2 separate regions of the Homo sapiens genome follow, and region 2 is linked to region 1. The links are chromatin loops, found by intact Hi-C in ENCODE. Cell type or tissue: B cell. All regions are shown on one strand. Region 1 has its middle 150 kb from the start of ECI2-DT. Region 2 has its middle 81 kb from the start of LINC02533.

Region 1 (5,000 bases):
ATCTTCATTTCTGTCTCTACTGGCATTTATCATTGAGACCATGCAAAGAAACCTTATTTTATTTAAAAGTGCAATGTTGAAGAGTGGCATTGAATAAGATGATTAAATAAGTAACATGGCACCTGTGAGTGTAATTAGCTCTAGCAATAGAGACCAAGACTGGCTAGATTATTTGCCAGAGAAATACTACTACTTGGTTTTCGTCTGCCTGGCAACAGACTGACATTGTACAATCCTTCTCCCATCCTGCTGCACTAATGGAGACTAAGAGCCACTCCAAGTGGGTCACCAAACAGTGGACTGGATGAAAATGTTGAAGGCAGGAATGAAATTCAGTCTTTTTCTTTTTTTTCCCTCCACTACAAATCACTGTAATTTGGAGAGGGGATTTGCAGTGGATTATACATGGCTCTAGGGCCACAGAGGGTACCTTCTCTTTTATTCCCCTGACACACTTCATCCTACAATTCTCCATTTTTCCTTAGCAGGGGAAGAATATTGCACTGGTTCTTTGGGGGATGAATACTAGAGATACTCGAAAAGTATGCAGCTTAATCCTGCGAGGGGTCCTTTAGAGTCGGAAAATTGATGGTCCAAGATTTGAAGTTCTCCTTGGGCCAAAACCCAGCTCCATCTCTAAGGGTGAGGGCAGAAGGGAGAAGCAGGCCTACAAAAAAATGGTATTTGTACTTCCCTCCTATTCTCAAAAGAAAGTGGTCTTAATTAAACATGAGTGATTCTTGACAGGGTAAAGAAATCTTAAGAAACTAAGAACTCAAAGAGTTGAAGAAGAGAGAGCAGTCTTGCTGTACTCAGAGTGTGTGCCTGAGTGTACCTGCACGTGCACGGGTGGGGAGTGGAGGGACAGGTTTCCCACTTTACTTGAATCTGGACTCTCCTCTCTAAGGCTGACTGACATGTTTCCCTGCTTCCATCCCTTCCTTTCAAATTCAATCACCTCACCATGTTACCAGCCCAGATCTTACCGTTGGACTGTGCTGACAAGTGATAAGTGTGTCCCTGTTGCCTCCAGGGACTGAGACCCCTGCAGAGCCCAGACAGGATCCCAGGAAGCCTGAGGGAATGGCAGGGACTGAGACAAAGGGCAAGCTGGTGCCTGGTTTCCAGGAAGCAGCTACAACCTGGAGCCAGCTTATGGCAGGATGGTGAGTCCAGTGACATCAAACCCTCCGATTTTTCCAAGAGATGCCAGAAAGGTACTGACTTTTAAAACTTTATAAGAATTAAACAAAACAAGTACGTAGGGTTTAAAAAAAAAAAAAAAAAGGTCATCTCATGGCCACCAGCTTGCAAGCTCCAGCCTACAAGATAAAGCTTAAGTCCTTAAGCATGACCTCCAAAGTCCTTTATGGTCTTGTCTGCCCCTGTTGTAGTTCCAGAACTACTCAGTCCTTTGTCCCCAAAGCCCCAACCCACACCTCTCCCTGAGTGTCAGCTCAAGCTAGTATGTAGGATTGAAAAGGACAGTACAGATTTGTCTTGACATGGAGTTCACATTTCACATAGCAAACTAGCTATTTATGCTTAGAATGCTTATTTAGGGTAGCTTTGAAGGGTGTTGAGGAGATTATGGGAGGGCACCAAACCCCCCGACTCTGGTTTCCTCTAACAAGAACGTTCTTCTATGCTCTTGGCCACCTTGCAAAATTGTATCTGTTCTTCAAAACTCAGGTTGAGCGTCCCTGGAGACTTTACTGACTCCAGAAAGAATCGCTCTCTTTCCCCCTCCCTGCTCCATCCACCCCCCTCCCCGCTCCATCCACCCCCTCCCCCCACACCTTGCATACATTTTTCACTATTATATGTGTGGTAATGTGCTGTATTATTGCTCCCACGTCTGCTCCCCTGCGGACTGTGAACTGTCGAGTTTGAGGACTGCGTCTCATCCTCAGGGCTTTGTTCCCAGAGCCCTCCCTCTGCTTCTGTATTCCGACACGGAGTCATCTATCACACTTCTGCGAACACACCAGACATCCAATAGCTGCTTGTTGTAATGAAACCAAAAGGAGAACTGAGAATTCACGTTGCCAGACTCCTGATTCACAACTTTCCTGTAGAACGCACCTCGCCCGCCACCTGCCTAACCCACTTACGTAACCCAGTTTGGCGTTTCCTATGTCTCACTGGGCCTGCGAGGTTGTGCGGCGGCCCCACCTGCTGCGGAGCTGGGGGACTGCCGCGGGGGAGCAGGTGGACCGCAGAGCGCAATTACGCAGAGCCGTGTCTGGCCAGATTGGGAGCGGGAACAGCTTCGTCAGACTGCCTGGGTGCAGCACCTGGGCTGTGAGAAAGGCGAGAAGGGAAGGATGAGCCATATCACCGCGCTTGCGGAGGACGTGGCGCTGGAGCGTGGGCAGGGTCTGCGGGGTGCAGCCAGAGGGATTGGCGCAGCTCCCTGAGAACCACCTGGGTTTCTGGGTAGGAGGAGTCCTGGGAAAGACCTTGCATGGGTGGATGAAACAATCTTCTATTTGTGGTGGACGCCAAGGGGAGTGTTCGGAGACGCCCAGGCATGTGGGCAGGGGAGGGTGGCTGCAACGCCTTCGGCACCTGGGGTTCTTGCACCAGCTGGACCAAACCATGGACCGAGAGACAGATGGTCCTTCATCTCCCAGTGCCTGTCCAGGTGAGCATACGAGGCAGCGATTCTGACCCTGCGTTTGGTCTGCCTCCTGGACTCGAATGGAGCCACACATGTCCACGGGAAGAAAACGGGGTTGCCCCAAACAGTGTTCCCTGGAACCACAGGCCCAGGCAAATTTCCGTTGAGGCAGTGAGAAGTATTTGGAAAATAAATGCACCCTTTACCAGAGAAGGGACCTCATCATCTTTGACATTTTGAAACCCTGGGGGGAATGTCTTTGGTGCCAGGACTTGCCTTGCATTATTTCAGTTAATCTCACGCCACCTCCCGGGGTAGGTATCATTTTAAATCATCAGAGACCTCATGTTTGCCCCCAGAGCAGGCACCAGCTGCTGCTGGTAAGATCCACACACGGTCCCCCACCCCTTGCCCCATGCCAGTTTTCTTTTGGTGGGCTTGCATTAATCCAAGCTTCTATGTGGTGACCTGGGAGAGAGGAGCAGGCTAGGTGATGGGGAGAAGGTGGTGATGGAATGCTATGTTTCCCCCCTCTAAGGGCTTCCACCAGCTGGAGTATGGCCAGGAATACAAGGGCATGACGCTGATAGGATTCTTCAAGTATGAGTCAAGGACTCCAGGGCTGGGCAGACTTGCTTGCTGCATTTGGAGTGGAGGAGACTATTCTTCTTGTCTGCATAGAAACAGCCCTGCTCTGGTGCCCATAGGACAGGGAGCTTTGAATGAATCCCAAAACAACAACCTTGCCTGGTTTTGGCAATGCAATGACAAGCACTCCTTGTGGCCCTGCAGAAACAAGGTGGGTGGAGGTGGGGAACAGGTGCAGGAGAGTCAACGGGAGTGATGTGATGGAGCAGACGACTGCAGCTAACAGACTGGCTCTGCGCACAGGAGACACTCTTTTGAGACTCAGAACAAATAGGGGACACTGTGAAGAGGGTTTCTGGAAGCCAGGCTGGGGAGGGTGTAGCTTTGGTAACTATAATTTGTCATTAAAAATGAGTGTGTCATATTACAGACACAGGCCCACGAGGTCACTTGGTCACCTGGATCACACCACCGTAATGAAGATAAAAAAACAGATTCAGAGAAATTAAGTACTTTTTCAAAATTCCACACTAAGACAGGGGAACGGAGAACAAGCAGTTGGGATGGGAAACCAGCTCTTCCTAATTCCTCGGGAGAGCACAGTACTGTGGGAACTACAGTCTTTCATTCTCATCACAGATCTAGCTGTTCTTCTGTGGCAAGTGAGGTAATTGCTTGAATGTTAGTTTTTTTGCCTTGACTTCTTCATCTTTTTTTTTTTTTTTTTTTTTTGAGATGAAATTTCACTCTTGTTACTCAGGCTGGACTGCAATGGCGCAATCTCGGCTCATTGCAACCGCCGCCTCCTGGGTTCAAGTGATTCTCCTGCCTCAGCCTCCTAAGTAGCTGGGATTACATGTGCATGCCACGACACCTGGCTAATTTTTGTATTTTTAGTAGAGATGGGATTTCACCATGTTAGCCAGGCTAGTCACGAACTCCTGACCTCAGGTGATCCACCGGCCTCAGCCTCCCGAAGTGCTGGGATTATAGGCGTGAGCCACCATGGCCAGCTGATTTCTTCATCTTTTAGTGAAATTCATATAGTACCTACACCTAATAACCCTAGTAAAATGGAATCGTTAAGGTCTCATAAGGAAATATAGTTGAGCTCATCTGGTACAAAGAAGATAATTTACAGACAAGGTGAAGCATTCCATTTTTTAATGTAGCTGGAGTAAATAGGAGTGACTTACATTGCAGAAAAACTAAACTGTTGCAAATGGAAGTTGAGTAACTGTTGAAATCAGTGATTTGTCTTGTTTTTTTAAGAATAACACTCTAGAAGACAATAACATTAACATGGCAATACTCCTTAAGTTGATCTACAGATTCAATGCAATCCTTATGAAAATTCCTGCCGCCTCTTTTGTCTAAATTGACAAACTGATCATAAAATTTATATAGAAATACACGGGACCCAGAATAGCCAAAACAGTCTTGAAAAAAAACAAAGTTGAAAGACACAAACTTTCCAATTTCAAAATGTATGACAAATCTACACTAACCAAGACAGTGCAGTACTGCCATAAGGATAGACATGTATTGAGAGTCCAGAAATAAAATCATATATTTATAGTTAATTGGTTTTTGACAAGGGTTCCCAGGAAACCCAATGAAGAAAGAATAGTCTTTCAAACAAATGGTGTTGGAATAACTGGCTATCCACATGGAAAAGAATGAAGTTGGACCTGTACCTCACACCACATACAAAATTAGCTCAAAATGAATCAGAGATTTAAGTGTAAGTGCTAAGATATGATACTCTAAAAAGAACAGAGGAGTAAAT
Region 2 (5,000 bases), 130 kb before region 1:
GGGTTTTCCATTTAAGTCTTTAATCCATCTTGAGTTAACTTTTGTATAAGGTGTAAGAAAGAGGTCCAGTTTCAGTTTTCTGTATATGGCTAGCCAGTTTTCCCAGCACCATTTATCGAATAGGAGATCCTTTCCCCATTGCTTGTTTTTGCCTGGTTTGTTGAAGATCAGATGGTTGTAAATGTGTGGTGTTATTTCTGAGGTCTCTGTTCTGTTCCGTTGGTCTATATGTCTGTTGGTACCAGTACCATGCTGTTTTTGTTACTGTGGTCTTGTATTACAGTTCAAAGTCAGGTAGCGTGATGCCTCCAGCTTTGTTCTTTTTCCTTAGGATTGTCTTGGCTATACGGGATCTCCTTTGATTCCACATGATATTTAAAGTTGTTTTTTTCTAATGCTGTGAAGAATGTCAATGGTAGTTTGATGGGAATAGCATTGAATCTATAAATTACTTTGGGCAGTATGGCCATTTTCATCATACTGATTCTTCCTATCCATGAGGATGAAATGTTTTCCCATTTGTTCATCCTCTCTTATTTCCTTGAGCAGTGGTTTGTAGTTCTCCTTGAAGAGGTCCTTCACATGCCTTGTTAGCTGTATTCCTAGGTATTTTATTCTCTTTGTAACGATTGTGAATGGGAGTTCATTCATGATTTGGCTCTCTGCTTGTCTATTGTTGGTGTAAAGGAATGCTTGTGATTTTTGCACATTAATTTTGTATCCTGAGACTTTGCTGAAGTTGCTTATCAGCTTAAGGAGTTTTTGGGCTGAGATGATAGGGTTTCTAAATATAAAACCATGTCACCTGCAAACACAGACAATTTGACTTCCTCTCTTCCTATTTGAATACCCTTCCTTTCTTTCTCTTGTCTGACTGCCCTAGCCAGAACTTCCAATACTATGTTGAATAGGAGTGGTGAGAGAGGGCATCCTTGTCTTGTACCAGTTTTCAAAGGGAATGCTTCCAGCTTTTGCCCATTCAATATGATATTTGCTGTGGGTTTGTCATAAATAGCTCTTATTATTTTGAGATATGTTCCATCCATACCTAGTTTATTGAGAGTTTTTAACATGAAGGGTTGTTGAATTTTATCAAAGGCCTTTTCTGCATCTATTGAGATAATCATTTAGTTTTTGTCATTGGTTCTGTTTATGTGATGGATTACGTTTACTGATTTGTGTGTGTTGAACCAGCCTTGCATCCCGGGGATGAAGCCAATTTAATTATGGGGGATACGTTTTTTGATGTGCTACTGGATTCAGCTTGCCAGTATTTTATTGAGGATTTTCACATTGATGTTCATCAGGGATACTGGCCTGAAGTTTTCTTTTTTTGTTGTGTTTCTGCCTGATTTTGGTATCAGGATGATACTGGTTTCATAAAATGAGTTAGGGAGGAGTCCCTCCTTTTCAATTGTTCGGAATAGTTTCAGAAGGAATGGTACCAGCTCCTCTTTGTACCTGTGGTAGAATTTGGCTGTGGATCTGTCTGGTTCTGGGCTTTTTTGTTGTTGTTGTTGGTAGGCTATTAATTACTGCCTCAATTTCAGAACTTGTTATTGGTGTATTCAGTGATTCAACTTCTTCCTGGTTTAGTCTTGGAAGGGTGTATGTGTCCAGGAAATTATCAATTTTTTCTAGATTTTCTAGTTTATTTGCATAGAAGTGTTTATAGTATTTACTGATGGTAGTTTATATTTCTGTGGGGTCAGTGGTGATATCTCCTTTATCATTTTTTATTGTGTCTATTTGATTCTTCTCTCTTTTCTTCTTTATTAGTCTAGATATTGGTCTACTTATTTTGTTAATTTTATCAGAAAATCAGCTCCTGGATTTATTGATTTTTTGGAGGTGTTTTTGTGTCTCTATTTGCTTCAGTTCTGCTCTGATCTTAGTTATTTCTTGTCTTCCGCTAGCTTTTGGATTAGTTTGCTCTTGCCTCTCTAGCTCTTTTAATTGTGATGTTAGGGTGTCAATTTGAGATCTTTCTAGCTTTCTAACATGGGCATTTAGTGCTATAAATTTCCCTCTTAACACTGCTTTAGCTGTGTTCCAGAGATTGTAGTATGTTGTCTCTTCGTTCTCATTGGTTTCAAAGAACTTCTTGATTTCTGCCTTAATTTCATTATTTACCCAGTAGTCATTCAGGAGCAGGTTGTTCAATTTCCATGTAATTGTGTGGTTTTGAGTGAGTTTCTTAATCCTGTGTCCTCATTTGATTGCACCGTGGTCTGAGAGACTGTTCATTATGATTGCAGGGCTTTTGCATTTGCTGAGGAGTGGTTTTTCTTTTCTTTTCTTTTCTTTTTTTTTTTTTTTTGAGATGGAGTCTTGCTCAAGGAGTGTTTTACTTCCAATTATGTGGTTGATTTTAGAATAAGTGCCATGTGGCACTGAGAAGAATGTATATTCTGTTGATTTGGGGTGGAGAGTTCTGCAGATGTCTATTAGGTCTGCTTGGTCCAGAACTGAGTTCAAGTCCTGGATATCCTTGTTAATTTTCTGTCTCATTCTGTCTAATATTGACAGTGGGGTGTTAATGTCTCCCACTATTATTGTGTGGGAGTCTAAGACTTTTTGTAGGTCTCTAAGCACTGGTTTTATGAATCTGGGTGCTCCTGTATTGGGTGCATATATATTTAGAATAGTTGGCTCTTCTTGTTGAATTGTTTCCTTTACCATTATGTAATGCCCTTCTTTGTCTTTTCTGATCTTTGTTGGTTTAAAGTCTGTTTTGTCAGAGACTAGGATTGCAACCCCTGCTTTATTTTGCTTTCATTTACTTGGTATGCTTTCACTTCCCTTTTTTGCTTTCATTCGCTTTCATTTCCCTTTATTTTGAGCCTATGTGTGTTTTTGCATGTGAGATAGATCTCCTGAATACAGCACACCAATGGATCTTGACTCATCCAATTTGCCAGTCTGTGTCTTTTAAATGGGGCATTTAGCTCATTTACATTTAAGGTTAGTATTGTTATGTGTGAATTTGATCCAGTCATCATGATGCTAGCTGGTTATTTTGCATACTAGTTGATGCAGTTTCTTCATAGTGTCATTGGTCTTTATTTTTTTGGTGTGTTTTTGCAGTGGCTGGTACTGGTTTTTCCTTTCCATATTTAGTGCTGCTTTCAGGAGCTCTCACAAGGCACGCCTGGTGGCAATGAAATTCCTCAGCATTTGCTTGTCTAGAAAGGATTTTATTTCTCCTTCACTTATGAGGCTTAGTTTGGCTGGATATGAAATTCTGGGTTGAAAATTCTTTTCGTTAATGATGTTGAATTTTGGCTCCCACTCTCTTCTGGCTTGCAGAGTTTCTGTTGAGAAGTTTGCTGTTAGTCTGATGGGCTTCCCTTTGTAGGAGATCTGTCCTTTCTCTCTGGCTGCCCTTAACATTTTTTCCTTCATTTTGACCTTGGACAATCTGATGATTATGTGTCTTGGAATTGGTCTTCTCATGGAGTATCTTTGTGGTGTTCTCTGTATTTCCTGAATTTGCATGTTGGCTTGTCTTGCTAGGTTGGGGAAGTTCTCCTGGATAATATCCTGAAGTATGTTTTCCAGCTTGTTTCCATTCTCCCCATCTCCTTCAGGTACTCCAGTCAATCATAGGTTCAGTCTTTTTACAAAGTCCCATATTTCTTGGAGGCTTTGTTCATTCCTTTGCATTCTTTTCTCTGTAATCTTGTCTGCATGTCTTCTTTCAGCAAGGTGGTCTTCAAACTCTGATATCCTTTCTTCCCCTTGGTTGATTTGGCTATTGATACTTGTGTATGTCTCACAAAGTTCTCGTGCTGTGTTTTTCAGCTCAATCAGGTAATTTATCTTCCTCTCTAAACTGATTATTCTAGTTAGCAGCTCTTCTGACCTTTTATCAAGGTTCTTAGCTTCTTTGCATTGGGTTAGATCATGCTTCTTTAGCTCAGCAGAGTTTTTTGTTGCCCATCTCCTGCAGCCTACTTCTGTCAATTCATCCATCTCATCCTCTGTCCAGTTCTGTACCCTTGCTGGAGAGGAGTTGCAATCATTTAAGAGAAGAGGCACCCTGGCCTTTTGGGTTTTTCAGTGTTTTTTCATTGATTCTTTCTCATCTGCATATTTGTCTAGTTTTGCTCTTTGAGGATGCTGATCTTTGGATGGGGTTTTTGTGGGGACTTTTTGTTGTTGATGATGTTGTTGCTTTCTGTTTGTTTGTTTTTCTTTCAATAGTCAGATCCCTCTTCTAAAGGGCTGCTGCTGTTTGCTGGGGGTTCACTTCAGACCCTACTCATCTGGTTCGCTCCCATGCCTACAGATATCACTCAAGGAGGCTGGAGAACAGCAAAGATGAGTCCCTGCTTCTTCTTCTGGGACCTCTCACCTTGAGGGGCACTAACCTGATGCCAGTAGTATCACTCCTGTATAGGCTCTCTGACAACCCCTGTTGGAGGGTCTCACCCAGTTGGGTGGCACAGGGAACAGGACTGGTTTAATGAAGCATTTTGACTGTCCCTTGGTGGAGGGAGTGTGCTTCGCTTTGGGGAAACCCATTCATCTGGGCTGTCCAGATTCCTCAGAACTACCAGGAGGAAAGGCTAAATCTTCCTTTCCTCCTGGTAATGGAGGTGCGGCCACCCCTCCCATTAGGGGCTCAGGCCCAGGGAGATCTCGGTTCTGTCCCTGAGCCTCTGGCTGCAGTTGTTGGAGTTCCTGCAGGGAAGCCCTGCCCAGTGAGGAAGGATGTGTCAGTGTCAGGCCTGAAGAGGCGCTCTGGCCACAGTCTGCCACAGCTGGTATGTTGGGCTGTGGGGGACACCTCTTGGGGACCAAGCCGTGGTGCCTCCCTGACTCCAGCAGGAGAAAAGTGCGGCCTGACTATAGAAATGGCTTCTGCCCTTCCCCCGCTCAGGGAGCTTAGTGTGTTAGGCAGTTATGAGTCCCAGTGCTGGCTGCTGCCTCTACCCCAAGGAGCTCAAATGGCTTAGGCAGCAGGCAGCTGCAGCTGTGGTGTTGGTCACCCCTCC

What was found. A loop is a pair of places that touch in the nucleus more often than their neighbours do. Peaks named below come from ENCODE experiments on the same cell type or tissue, not always from the same donor. Only the 100,000 strongest peaks of a DNase experiment are listed, where the experiment ranks them.
Region 2: it touches region 1 in a loop (26-fold over the local background); 1 of 110 quality-filtered maps calls a loop at or near these places.

The regions. Positions count from the first base shown.
Region 1 is chr6:4,279,157-4,284,156 of GRCh38, reverse strand. No RefSeq gene overlaps it. Among named protein-coding and RNA genes, the nearest start is that of ECI2-DT, 150 kb to the right of the region's middle. In B cell, a CTCF peak has its summit at 2,157; a DNase peak (open chromatin) is centred at 2,126; H3K4me3 peaks cover 1,147 bases; H3K27me3 peaks cover 1,719 bases.
Region 2 is chr6:4,405,767-4,410,766 of GRCh38, reverse strand. No RefSeq gene overlaps it. Among named protein-coding and RNA genes, the nearest start is that of LINC02533, 81 kb to the left of the region's middle. In B cell, no CTCF peak of the experiment used is centred here; a DNase peak (open chromatin) is centred at 2,836; H3K27ac peaks cover 805 bases.